3 separate regions of the Mus musculus genome follow, and regions 1 and 3 are each linked to region 2. The links are chromatin contacts, found by Hi-C or POLR2A ChIA-PET in ENCODE. All regions are on one chromosome and are shown on one strand. The core of a region is the stretch at or near the end of the contact, and the rest is flanking DNA. Distances in the headings are between cores, read along the strand shown. Region 1 holds the start of E530011L22Rik (RIKEN cDNA E530011L22 gene). Region 2 holds the start of Sec22c (SEC22 homolog C, vesicle trafficking protein). Region 3 overlaps Vipr1 (vasoactive intestinal peptide receptor 1).

What was found. A loop is a pair of places that touch in the nucleus more often than their neighbours do. ChIA-PET counts read pairs that join two places held with the same protein, here RNA polymerase II (POLR2A).
Region 1: POLR2A ChIA-PET joins it to region 2 with 41 read pairs in Patski. The contact joins the promoter of E530011L22Rik here to the promoter of Sec22c in region 2. POLR2A ChIA-PET finds 5 or more read pairs at or near these places in 4 of 5 experiments (Patski and embryonic stem cell).
Region 3: a loop to region 2 is called in a map of v-Abl transformed pro-B cells, with 2.1 times the contacts of the local background. The contact joins the enhancer-like site here to the promoter of Sec22c in region 2. A Hi-C loop is called at or near these places in 1 of 37 maps with a recorded cell type or tissue (v-Abl transformed pro-B cells). POLR2A ChIA-PET finds 5 or more read pairs at or near these places in 2 of 5 experiments (both embryonic stem cell).

Annotation. Positions count from the first base shown.
Region 1 is chr9:121,757,154-121,761,565 of GRCm38, reverse strand. E530011L22Rik (RIKEN cDNA E530011L22 gene) reads left to right here and starts at 1,623. Exons shown (of 1, transcript NR_033503.1): 1 at 1,623-4,412. Zfp651 (zinc finger protein 651) reads right to left here and starts at 1,533. Exons shown (of 6, transcript NM_001166644.1): 1 at 1,341-1,533. The coding sequence starts at 1,343.
Region 2 is chr9:121,702,353-121,706,363 of GRCm38, reverse strand. Sec22c (SEC22 homolog C, vesicle trafficking protein) reads left to right here and starts at 1,335. Exons shown (of 7, transcript NM_001164562.1): 1 at 1,335-1,440.
Region 3 is chr9:121,667,211-121,671,570 of GRCm38, reverse strand. It overlaps Vipr1 (vasoactive intestinal peptide receptor 1), which reads right to left. Exons shown (of 13, transcript NM_011703.4): 11 at 3,008-3,137; 12 at 2,771-2,812; 13 at 1-2,197. The coding sequence ends at 2,006. Among named protein-coding and RNA genes, the nearest start is that of Vipr1, 27 kb to the right of the region's middle. Within about 2 kb of position 2,035, at least 1 of the 3 ENCODE cell types and tissues checked has a DNase peak (open chromatin) inside an H3K27ac peak, as active enhancers do.

The DNA.
Region 1 (4,412 bases), core at 374-2,873, 55 kb before region 2:
CAAGACATGCCCACTCTTTGCCCTCCGCTCCACCAACAGACGTTGCCTTCCTGAAGCTCCCTCCACCCCTCACACCCCCACCAGCCACCCATTCTTGAATCTATCCCAGAACTGCTGGGCCGTCCAGCAGGGACGTGGCACGGGGCCCCGCCCATCCCTCTCTGACTCACTCTGATTCATTTTCTGGGACCAATTCCTCTTTCTTAGAGAAACTGAGGCCCAGAGAGGCTTTACTCATGGAGCTGTGGCCATCCTGCCACTCCAGCACCCTTCCCTTCTGCCTGGTACACTTCAGACAGGCAGTTGGAGAGTCCTGGAAGTGAGGTGGGTGGAAGCATGAGGTGTGAGAACCACCTAAGCATCCAGACACAGTCACCACACCCTCTGGTCCTGCCTCCTTCCCAGTCATTGCACCTGCAGGTCCTGGTGTCTGTACTACTGGGGGGTGGACGGTGGCAGGGAAAGGCCCCCCCATGGCACCACTTATTCCAGGCTTGGGGTCCCCGTTTTTCCCTTTACAAAGCTTCCCCAGGGACCTCCTGCTTGGGCAGGGCCACTTGAGCCTGGCAGAAACCCAGGCATCCCTAAAGTCACATTGCAGCCTCCCCAGCCATGGACCAGAGATGCTGCCAGCCAGTGGCAGGGCCCCTTCCGGATCAGTGCCCACCAGCTGTGTAGCCTCTGGCCAGATGCTTCCGGCTCCTTGAAGCTGAGGAGGCTTCTCAACACCTGGGTACACCAGCTGCATCGCAGCCCTCCCCCAGAGGGACACCTGCAGAGGCCACCAAGCTTTTGCCTCCCAAAGGCCATCTGGTGAAACCCCGGCGGCAGGGGTACAGGCTCATGACTTCTGGATGCTTTCTTTGGAGAGGCCTGGGAAACAGGCTCAGAGACGGCAGGGGACCGGCCCAAGGTCACACAGGAGTTTCCACTCCAGCTGTGGGCGCCCCCCGCCTATGGAGCGATCCATCCTAGTCTCCGGCAGAGCGGCTGCAGCGCCCACGTGGCCCAAGGCCCGGGCGGGAATCCGACTCCCCCTTTTCCCCCCATTACCAGCCCCGGGGCGGCGCCGTCCGGACGCAGAGAAGCTCCCCCCTCCGCCCGTGCGCAGCAAGACCTCGGCCTTTCGCGTTTGCACCCCCCACCCCAGGAATTTCACCCCTGAGCCGCGCCGCCGCGCCGCACTCTGGGCCCTGCACACCGGACAGATAGGGTCGAGGACCCCGGGGGAGGGGCCAGGTCTTCCAGACCCTGCACCGGGTCCCAAGGGGCCGTGCGCTCTGAAAGGAGGCGCTCGCAGGTGGGCGGATAAGCGGGGGGACAGGCAGGGCCCTGCGTACCATGGTGCCGCGGCGCTGGGAGCTCACAGGGCCCCGCAGGATCGCGCTGCCCCCGAGGGCCGGGCCCGGGCCGCTCCATGAAGCGCCGCGCTGGGGGCCGCCCCTGCGCAGGGCCCCGCGACCATGGCCCCGGGGGCGCGGCCGGCCGGGCGGGCGGAGGCGCAGGGCCGCGGCAAGTCCCGGCCGAGCAGCTGCGGCCCGGGAGCCTCGGGCGCGGCGGGCGGGGGGCGCGGGGCGCCGATTGGAGCCCGCGCGTCAGCTGGGGCCGCCGTCTGGACGCTTAAAGGGCCAGGCCGCCCTGCGTGCTGGCTGGGGGCGCGGACGCGCGCCGTCTCGATGCAGCTGCCCTCGGGAGAGCCTCGGGGTCCCCGGACCGACCCGGCTGGTGACGTGGGAGCGTTTGGACCGCTCGATCCCACCCTCCCGCGCGAAGTCCCTCTCTGCCCTTCTTTGCTGGGAAGTTCGTCCGGGAGTCTAACCCGGGTGTCCTCCCGCTGCTCTGCATGGGCGGGGCCAGGGTAGGCGTGAGGTCGCTGAGCAGAGCGCGCCGCCCCCCGACCCACCTGCTCCCCTGAGCCAGGCGACTCTGATGGACCCGTACCCCAGCCGCGCTCATCTCCCGCCCCCTGTGACTCCGGCTGCTCCGACTTGGGGGTGAGTCTGGGGTCTGTAGCTGCTCCGGCCTCCCACGCGTTTTGCTCTGAGTCTCCCGAACCTACCTGGGGGCCTCTGGCTGCAGAACCTCCGAGCAACCGCCGCAACGACGGAAGCCTTTCAGATGACCTACCTGGAACAGCCGGGTGGGGGCCAGAGGCCCAGGCCCGGCCGAGGGGCCCTCCGCGCAGCCTCGGCGCTGGGAAGATGCAGCTCGGCTTGCGGAACGCTGCTCTGGCACCGGCTCCGTGGGGGCAGGGGGCTGGCTGTGCTGGCAGGAGGCTGCGAAGGAACGCTGCCAGGCCGAGCGACAGCAGGGCGGGACTACGGACTACCACCGTGGTCTCTCCTTCGGACGCCCCGCACCCCTACCCACTGTTCAGCCTAGTCACTCTCCCAACACTGCTCCAGCCGGGCCATTCCACTCCAGCCATAGCAGTCTCCTTGGGTGTGCGCCTTCCTCATGGTGTGCTGTAGCTCTTTCTCTGGAGCCAAGCAGGTGTCATCAAATAGTCGAAGGTCTGTCCCCTCAGAATGCAAGGATCTCTCACTGGACATGGGCTGACTACCCCTGAGCAAGGAAGCTGAGTAGGTGAAGAAAGGTAGGGACAGTGAGGAGAGCCCCTTCCTTCACATGCGCAGGGCATGCCCCTACCTGGGTTCCCGAATCTGAGGCTCTAGGCTGAAGCTGTGAACCTGTCAATTACCGATGATGTCTCCTACACTTCCCAAAACCCAAGTTTCTCGTCTGACCCAGTTGATTGCTGCACTGACCTGGGAGGTGGGAAGGGCAGGGCTGTCTACCTACTGGGTGGACAAGGAGAGTCCCGCAGAGAGAGAAAACATGTAGACGCTGTGCTGGGAGGTTGGAAGAAGCTGGTACTGGCCTTGGCTAAGGTAAAGGAGTGACACCCCTACCCCACCCCCTGCTGTCTCATTTGGGTTCTCTGAACTCCGACTGAGGGCAAGAGGGCACACTGGGCTTGTCACTGGCAACAGCTGCAAAAGCCAGAAGCCCCGTTGTGTTCATGGCTGCAGAACTGAGTGGTCTGGACATGGGGTACAGCCAACTGGAGGGACAAGATGGGAGCAGAGGAAGGATTCTAGGCCACAACCTCAAGTTCTGTTGGTTGGTTTAGGGGCCAGAGCACTCATTACCATGATAGAGGTGGGTGCTTTAGACCCCTAAAGCTGAGTGACTCCAGGCCAAACTTCACTTTGGAGAACAAGGAGACAACCCCAGACTGCTTGGGGTTCCTGCACTTGGCTGGGGAAACTACGCTCACCAGGTAACAGAAATGCAAGTTAGGCAGTCCAAAAAGTGGGTGGTGCAGGCTGGAAGGGGAGGGTGTACAGTACGTGGCCTCCATCTCCCTCAGTTTTGGCTGCTGAGTCCAGCACTAATGGGCCACAGCTGCACAAGGGTGGGAGCCTAATGCAAACCAGCAGGTTCCCTTTCCCACACCAAGTCCAGGGCCTTACAGGAGAGCCTCCCTGTTAACTTCCAAAAGGCTCCCAGAGACCCTAGTCCTCCACAACCTTGGGCCGTGGTACTTCTTGCGGAAGCCCCCATCCCTTTAACTCAGATGTGACCAGCAGCAGTGTCAAGGCCTACGTCCATCACTGCTGTGCAGAGACCATCGGGTCCTACATGTCTGCCCAGTAGTGGGGGTTCTAGAGGTCTTCTGAGCCCTAAGTGTTTCCAGACATAGTCTTCAGGGAGGCAGACTCCTCTTAAAGTTAGGGCAGAGACAATGGTCCTCAGAATCTGCATGTGGGCAGCAGGGATCAGGGTTAGGGCTCAGTGGACATAGGTGTAGTTCTGGCCCTTTTAAAACCCACATTCTGCCTTGGTATCTCCCAGGTGCCTCAGCCTCAGGAGTTTGGTCTTACTGCTTGTATGAGGTTTGGTATTGAAGAAGACAACACCGGGCTGCTGTAAACCACAGGGAGGAAGCAGCTATGGCAAGAGGCCCAGGCCTCAGAATGCAGCCTGTGCTGTGGTGTACTGATTCCTGAATGCAGAGCTCTAACTCCTCCCTCGAGGTGCCCGAGAGACTACAGCAACCAGTAATCTGTCTCAGCTAGACATTCTGACCTGTCTTTTTAACAAGTTATGGGTATTTTGCCTGTGCCACCACGCCCGGCTTTTAATTAATTAATTAATTAATATTTTTTTTTTTTTTTTTTTTTTTTTGGTTTTTCGAGACAGGGTTTCTCTGTATAGCCCTGGCTGTCCTGCCACCACACCACAAGAGTAAAGAGTCTTACTATGCAGTTCTGTCTGGCCTTGAACTCAAGAGATCCACCCTCTTCTGCTGGGGTTAAAGATGTGCACTACCCTACCACACCTGGCATTTTCTTTAAATAAAAAATAAAACACCCACATTCGACAATTTTCAGTTTCCCAAGTTGGGG
Region 2 (4,011 bases), core at 86-2,585:
GTCTCTCCATGTACCGTGTCTATCCAGCTGCTAGGTTGGCACCCACTGTAGGCTTCTCCGCAGAGATGGAATGGATAGGCTCTCTCTGACTATATGGTGGTTTATGAGGGGAACATGCTCATGTGGTGACAGAGGCTGAGAACCAGGGGAGCCAGTTCTGGGGTTCACTGACTTGCACTTGGCCTCAGAATCAGGGGAGCTGGGACTGGGGATGTGGCCCAGTGGGTAGTGCTCTTGTCTAGAAGGCAGGAAGCCCTGGGGTTGAGCTCCAGAGCCACACAACCTTGCTGTGGAAGCACACACACATCGGTAATCCCAGCGCCCAGCAAATGGAGTTTGTAGGATAGCCTTCAGAGTCAGCCTGCTACACAGTGAATTCAAGGTCAGCTTGGGATACACAAGACCCTGTCTCAAGGGATAAAAATGAAGTATCCGTGAAGCTGATGATGTAACATTAGTGAGAAGCTGAGGTCCTGAGAACCAGAGCCGGGACGTTCCAAGGAAAGCCTGGAGTTCTGATGTATGAAGAGGGTGACAGGCCTGACCCGGGGTTTTGTAGTTCAGTTATTCTATCAACAGAGATACATCCTCAGCCCCACAGAGTTCTGTGCACAAGCAAATGTCTCTGAAACACACAAACTCTCCCTTGCCCAATGGCCTGAGACTTGGAGAAGCTTTTCCTGAGCCCCAACTCCAAGACAACTGTTCCTGTAAATTCTCTTTGGAACCCATGCTTCTGTGAAGCATAACTCGTGTTTAAACACCAGAATTCCTGCCTGGTGCCCTACCCCCTTCTCTTGATTTGGTTTCTGTGTTCACACTTCCTGTGTACGCAGTGCGCGGCAAACAGCGGTGCTCAGCACTTGTCAAAACAGTAAGGGCCTAACTGTGCTACCCAATCTCCCTCCAGCCTCATAGCGAGGTGTGTGTGGCTCAGGGATCGGACTTTGGCACCTCCTCCAGGCTGGCAGAAGGCTGTGCTCTTCGGATCCTCTATCTCGGGCCTCTTGCCCAGCTGCGTAGCCTGCAAGAACCCACGCCCAGGGAGTGTCACTCCAGTCACACGGGGCCTAGACGCCTCTGGAGAACAGCCCTGTCCGCTCCAGGCCAGGCATCGTGGGGACGTCGGAGCCTCTTCTCACCGCTCGAGGTGAGACTCGCACGTGGGCCTGGGGACCTGCGGAAGAGACGCGGGCTGAGGGGAGCAAACCCGGGCCAGCCCTGGTAGATTCACTCAATTCCCGGGTCTGAACAACTGGACAGCAGAGACGCCCCACGATTGGTCTGTTTGGCGTCGCTTAGCAGCAGCGAATGGGAGCTCACGGTGTGCGCATGAGCACCACATCCTGCCTCCTACAGCCGGGCCGCGGGTAACCTGCACCCCGCCGGCCGCCGGGGTGGGCTGCGGTGGCCGAGGCGGAGGTCGGCCGCGGGGGCGAGGTGAGGTTAGCGGGCCAGGCGGGCGTGGAGAGGTGGGGTCGGGGTCTAGGCCACCGGGCTGCAGCCCGGGCCGGTGGGACTCCGCCGAGGCCCGGCCCCCTGCACGGTGCGTACCGGCTGGGATGCGCTGCCCGCTGTGCCTGCTGCCCGGGGCGGGGCCGGGGCGTGTCTCGGGAGGGCGGGGCGGTGGTTCCCTTTATGTAGACTGAACTCTAGTCCTGTCACTTGCTTCTTTTGAGAGCAAACTTTCCTTAGTCTGCTGGTCTAGCAGAACTTGGCTTCTTCAAGGCCTGGTCACCCCTACACCAACTTTCCTGGACTTGGATAAGCCGGGACAAAGAACCTGCAGAGCAGAGCGGGGGTCAAGCTTGCAAAAAGCCAAATCCAGGGAAGGAACTGAGTTACCTCTGATGAAAGGTGCCGTTACAGTTTGCGGTCTTGTGAAACGGAGCCCCATGTAACTCGAGTTTGGCCTTGAGCTTGGGATCCTCCTGCCTCCACTCCCCGCCCCGCAAGTTCTGGGATCACAGGTGTATGGCCTCCATGCCCAGCTCGGTTGGTGTAGCGGGTGACAAGATCAGAGAAACTAAAGCAACCCTCAGTGCAGAGCCAATGCTAGAGCAACGTGTCTGTAAAAGTCTACACAGAGAGTTTATTCAGGTAAAGAACTTGTCAGGGAAATGAGAACGGGGACAGCTTTGCATAGCCTGACACTGATATACAGGATTCATTCGCACCGCAGCTTTCTCAGGAAGACAGTTGTAGACAGGTCCCTAGAGATGCCTCGTAAATGTTTAGTGGACAACAGAGAGGACATCTTGAGGTCTCATAAAGAATTTCAGATCAAGGCTGGGGTGATGGTGCACATCTTTAATCCCAGCACTCAGGTGGCAGAGATAGAGGCAGTGCATAGCCAGACAAGACAACTGACTTTAGAGTATAATACACTAGGTAAGGAGAGGTGGTTTTATTTTATTTTAGAGAGGGTCTCACTCTGTAGTCCTGGCTGGTATGAAACTTACTGTGTAGGCCATGCTGGCCTGGGTCTGCCTGCCTCTTCTAAATCCTGGGATTAACGGTGTGTGCCTCTGAGCTTTAACTCCAGCAGTTTACTCACCACTTGGTTCTGTTTTAGGCAGGCTGTCCTGCAGCCTAAACTGCCCTTTAACATGCCACTCGCCTGGGGGTGACTTTGAACTCCTGACCTTCCTGCCTCCACCCCACCCCCCAAGTGCTGATATTATGAGCTTAAGCCACCACACTCTGCATTTCAAGGGGCACTTGTAGGGACCCTTCCTCTACCAGCAAGTCTCTGATTAGAGATTGTTTTTGTTTTTAAACATAGTCTCACTATAGCCCAAGTTCTCTGGTGCTGGGATTACAGGTTTGAGACCCACACTGCCTCTGGTTAGGTGTTGGCAGTTCTGCGGTGGAGAGGGCGTCTTTAGAGAGACAATAGCTGAGAACTCGGAGGTTTGGTTTTGAGGTCCACATACTGTGGAAAGAGTATGGAACTGGGAGACTGAAGTCTGCTTCTACCTCCTGATCCTTAGTTTTCCTCACCTGCGAAGTGGGTCCAAGGAAGCTCTGAGCACTTAGTAGCATTATCCATACGAAGGTCTTAGTCCCTCTGCATCCTTGGGAGATTGGGCTCAACCCATTGCATACAGTGGCTTCGTGTTTATAGAAATCTGTGCATATTCCCCGTGTGCCTCGGACAATATCTGCATTAATTAGAACATCTACATAGTGTGCTGTGTGTGTGGTTGCTGCATATTACATTGCTTAGGGAATCGTGGCAAGTCTGTACATACTCAGTACAGAAGCAGTTGTTTTGTTTTGTTTTAAAAATATTTTCCATCTGAGGTCGGCTGCATCTGCAGGTGCAGCACCCACAAATATTGAAGAAGGTAGGTGGAGTTCTTCTCAGCCCTTTGACTAAGATCAAGTACAGAGGGACGCCATGATATTCTTCGTATCCAGCTCAGCTATCTTCTGCTCTCAGCTCTTAGCGATGCCGTAGTTGGTCCCTGTCTCCTTCTGTATCTCATCCACGAGCAGCTTGGAGCCTAGAAGATCCCAAGCTGGAAATCAGGTCTCAAATCTTGTATCAGAGAGTGAATCCATCACGGGCTTACTGTCCCCTTAGCATGCTTTCCTCAGTACTACGCCTGTGAAGGGCGCTGGTACCTGGCTGTACTAAATTCAGCTCCTTTTGCTACGTTAAATTTGTATTTTGCCCCTTGCTTGTATCCTTACGTTGGGGAGATTTGAGTGGAAGATAAAGAGTAAATGTGAGAGGAAAATAAGAATAAAAGAGTGGCTTTGGTATAGCAACAAAGTGTGTGTGTACATCAGGGACAGTCTGTGATGTATGTATGACAGGGCAGGACAGTCTGTGATGTATGTGTGACAGAGCAGGACAGTCTGTGATGTATGTATGACAGAGCAGGACAGTCAGTGATGTGTACAGAGCAGGACAGCCTGTGATGTGTACAGAGCAGGACAGTCTGTGATGTATGTATGACAGAGCAGGACAGTCTGTGATGTGTACAGAGCAGGACAGTCTGT
Region 3 (4,360 bases), core at 786-3,285, 35 kb after region 2:
CAAAGTTGGTCAAGTCTTTGAAGTGCCCACTAGATGGCGATAGAGATGAGTTCGCCTGCCAAAAGGTCCTGGGTGTCCTGGAAGTCCCAGGGCTGTCACTAACCTAGGATGCCAGCACAAGTTTTCTTAGCTCCTCACCCAAGCCTCCCAAGTCTCTCTTTATTCCGAAATGCCCTCCAATTAGCCTCTCACCTCCTAACTCTGCTCGTCCTCTCTTGAACACACTTTGAGTTTTACTCACTTTGTCCTCTTGGCTGGTAACTGCTGCTCTCCCAGGGCCCTGCGCCTTACGCTGGTGCCACAACACAGCACTGCTGGGGAAATCTTGGTCCCATTCATTTAGGCAGGGGGTTGGTACTGGGTGCAGCAGCCTTTGAATGGGGTATGGCAGGCAGGTTTGAACCTCTGCTAGCCCATGCTGGCTTCTTTACACCAGCCTGACACCCACAAGTTTACACAAGTGTGTTTGCACAAACCCTTGGGAGCTAGCTGTCTCTCACTGACCAACCAATGTCACCTGCTTTGCCCCACTGCTCTGTCTACTCCTTTCCATTAGCCAGACTGGCCTCTTCTCACTTGTGCTGGGGAATCTCCATTATTGAGCCCTCTTGGTTGGCTCCTAGGCAGCAGCGACCTGGTTGCTGCATTTCCTGTTTGCTGTGTTTTCAGGAATGATGTCGAACCCTTGCTGGCTGTGACAGCTCTGTTGGCTGTTTTGATTTGGTCTGAGGCAGAATCTGTCTCCTCCCAGATGGGTTTAGGGGAGGGAGGGTCACAACGGACCCCTGTCACAACCTCTTCACATTTACATGTGAATCAAAGGCTCTTGTGTGGGGCTCCTGCCCAAAGCCAGAAGGGTCATCTCTCACTAGAGCAGAGGTGACACAGCTGCTTAGAAGAAGCAGGAGACCCACAGTGGCTAGGGGAACCAAGCCTGCTAGAGCCAATGTTTATTGTCATACAAGCCTGGTGCAGCTCTGAGAAGAGCCCGCTGACACCAGTTTGGATTAGAAGCCATTATCGCTATAAAGATGGAGGGAGGCATAAGATGCCTTGCCCCCTCCCCAGGCTTTTATGTCAGACATAATCACTCTCCACAGGAACTGGAGACTGAGGGTGGCAATAGCATCTATGGTAATGCGACCCCCAGAGAATCCAGCAGACCACAATATGTAAAAAAGGTAGTCTTTAGCAACAGGAAAGGATACCTGCTCTCACAGGACTCAGTATCACTACCAGTGATATCAGGGTGGCCCAGGATCAAGGGGCCTGTGTGCTCATGCCTCTGACCCTTGCAGCAGTGGTTGGTGTGTAGATAAGCGCCCAGAGGCGGCAGCTCGCTATTGCTTTGGTTGTACATAAGGCTAGTGGACTGGTCCTACTTGATGGACAAAGTCACTTGGTGAGCACGGGCAGGGCTGCCTTCTCCCCACCCCTCCTCCCCAGAGATAGGTCCCTGAGCTCCCAGGTCTGACGATTCACTGGGGCAATTCCATCCTGAGGGAGGACCGCAACACAGCTGTGATCCCCAAACTGAAACTCCAGGTCACAACCATATCTGCCTGAGGTAGAAGAACTCACCCACCCGGAAGAGCTGGCAGATAAACGGAGGGAGGGGGCTGCATCCTCAGAGAGGAGTCTCAATGGCAACGCTTAACCCAAAGCGACTTGAGCGCCCCAGTGGAATTCTAGGCACCGACGGGGCGGAACCTTTTGCCCTCAGAGTTCCAAAGCTTTGAGGGCAGGCGGTTTGCTTTCCAGGAGGTGAATGCAGATGTTGTGCGCATGACTGGCAGAGCAGCCTTGGGTGGTGGAGTCCGATGCTGGTTCCTCCTTGCATCCTCCAGGGTTAGACCTCCCAGCTCTCCAGCTAGCATGGACCGGGTCCTGGCTGCAGCAAAGGATTGTGTCCCTACAAAAGGCTGGAGCCAGCGGCGTCGCTGCAGACCTCTGCTCCAGGGGCTGGCGTGGGGAGGGTGCGAAGGGGCCTGGCGGCCTCTGGCGGTCAGACCAGGGAGACCTCCGCTTGGAAGCTGGAGGAGCGGCGCGCGCTCGGGCTGACGCGGGTCAGCATGGACACCTGTGTGCTGCACGAGACGCCGTTGCTGCCTCCCCACGGGTGTTGTGATTTGGAGCTCCAGCCCAGGACGCCCTGCAGATGCCAACGCCGCCACTTCCGTCGCAGCTCTGCCTGCACCTAGGGGCGGGAAGGGTGGTTAGTTAGTCTCCAGAGCAGCGTTGTTAGGCAGGCTATAGATGTTCCCTAACTTAAGTTGAAAGGCCTGGATGCTATCTTGGGAGGCTTGGGACAGGGCTGGGAGCCAGAGAATCAACTCAGGATCTTGGAGAGAGGGAAGATGGGATGCAGAAAGTCACAAAATGCAGTATAGGGAGGCAGAGGGGTGCTGCCTGTGGAGTGTACCCCAATTTTTCATCCAGGCACGCACTTGTTTGTGGCAGTAACTGCACCTTCCCTCGATGTCTTATTCCCAAATAACCCACACCCATTTAGCTGTAAGTATTCTTCACCTCTGATACGCACAGTATCCCCGCTCTAAAACCCACCCAGGGCTTGTAAAAGTGCAGGCTTTAAGTCCTCAGGTCCTAGGGTCAATCAAGGTTCATTTTAAATGAGACTGTAGGCAACTAGGGCGCTGCAATCTGAGAACCACCCTGGAGAGAGGCAAGCTTTTAACTGCCCTTGCTCTCCAGGATCCCATCGAGGTTTGTAGACCCTGAGCCTGCCCACCAGGATGTGGGAGGCACTCACCTCGCCATTGAGGAAGCAGTAGAGGATGGCCACCACAAAACCCTGAGGAGGAAGAGGAGGTGAGGCAAAAGGACTGCAGGCACTCCCAGCCCCACCCACCCCACCCCACTTCCCCACAGCCCCTTCACCCCTGCTTAAGGAAAGCACTGAGCACAATGGGGGTGCTTATCCAGAACTTATGACTGGAATCTGGGGCCCACGGCAGCTGAGGTGAATTCCTCAGGCCCACGTTCATACCTGGAAAGACCCTACGACGAGTTCAAAGACCATTTTCACCTGGGCCTTAAAGTTGTCGGGGAAGAAGGCAAACATGACATAGTGAACTCCAAACAGAGGGATGAGCAGAAGTGTGGACTTGGCCAGCCTCCTGGGGACAGGGAGAGGTAGGGTGTGGGTATGTATAGCCACATGGGGAGATGGGTGTGGGTATACCAAATGCAATAGTGACCAGACCCTGTGAGGATGAACAGTGGCTGCCCCATCCCCACGGCATGCCCACTCTATCCTGTCCCCTGTCTGTCAGTGATACCGCTCTCCTGTCCCCCTACCTCCTTGCCTGGGGAAAGCACACGAGAGAATTAAACTCCCTTCTTTCTCCCCCTTCTGGAGGAAGGCCACCAAGTATGATGTGTTACGTAAGACTCAGGAGGCAAGACTTCCCGGTCGGTCCCCCCCCCCTCTGGTCTGTGTCCCCAGCTGAAGAGTGAGGCGATGTCACGCTTCGGGGATGCTGTCTCCTCGGAAGTGCTGTGGGTGTCTCCAAGGACACTAGCTCCTAGGAATGGAGCCTTCCCAGCTCCAGGGCTGGCCACATGTGCCCGGTGTGCAGGAGGGTGAGGAGCACTCGCTGTTAGGCCTGCTCATTAGTTAGTGTGTGCACACTTGTGGCTCCTGCTCTTCCTCTGTGGCCCTGTCTCTAGGGGTTGCCTCTTTCCCTGAGACCGCTTCCCTCCCGCATCTCTAGCAGTGCAGAGTCCTGCTCCAAAAGGCCAGCTTGTCTTCCCTCTGCCCTGGTGCCAGCGGGGCCAGCACTCCCTCTATCTACTGCTAAGGCCCTCTACTGTGTATACTCAGCAGACCTCACAGCTGGTCCAGGCGGTAAGGGCCACAGTTTCCTAATTCCCTGGCAGAAAATAGGTCAGGGTGGATGTGGGTGGGATAGAAACACATTTGCCCCTGCCTCTCCTGCCTTGGTTCTGAGATCCCACCCCATGCAGATGCAACCTAGACCTTCCCTCCTTCTTGGGCCTGGCTCCCAGCCACACCTCTTTGGCCATGAACCCATCCCATACTCAGAGTCTGACAGATGGAGGCTTTCTTTAAATTGAGAGTGGGAACTGACAGCCCCTCCTTGGGGATTGCCAGCTCCAGCTCCCCCTTCTGTCTGCGACAGCTGTTCCTTTCCATCTCACCCACACAGACCTGGCCACGACCAGTTTGGGTTCTGTCCCCCAGATTCTAGCCCGTTGCAGCTGGACTTCTGGGAAACAAGGTCGCTGAGGTAAAGGACACCCGTGTGCGCGTGTGGGACAGGAGTGCTGCCTCCCGGCAGTGGGCAAGCCCCGCACGCACGTCTCCTTCTGGGAAAGA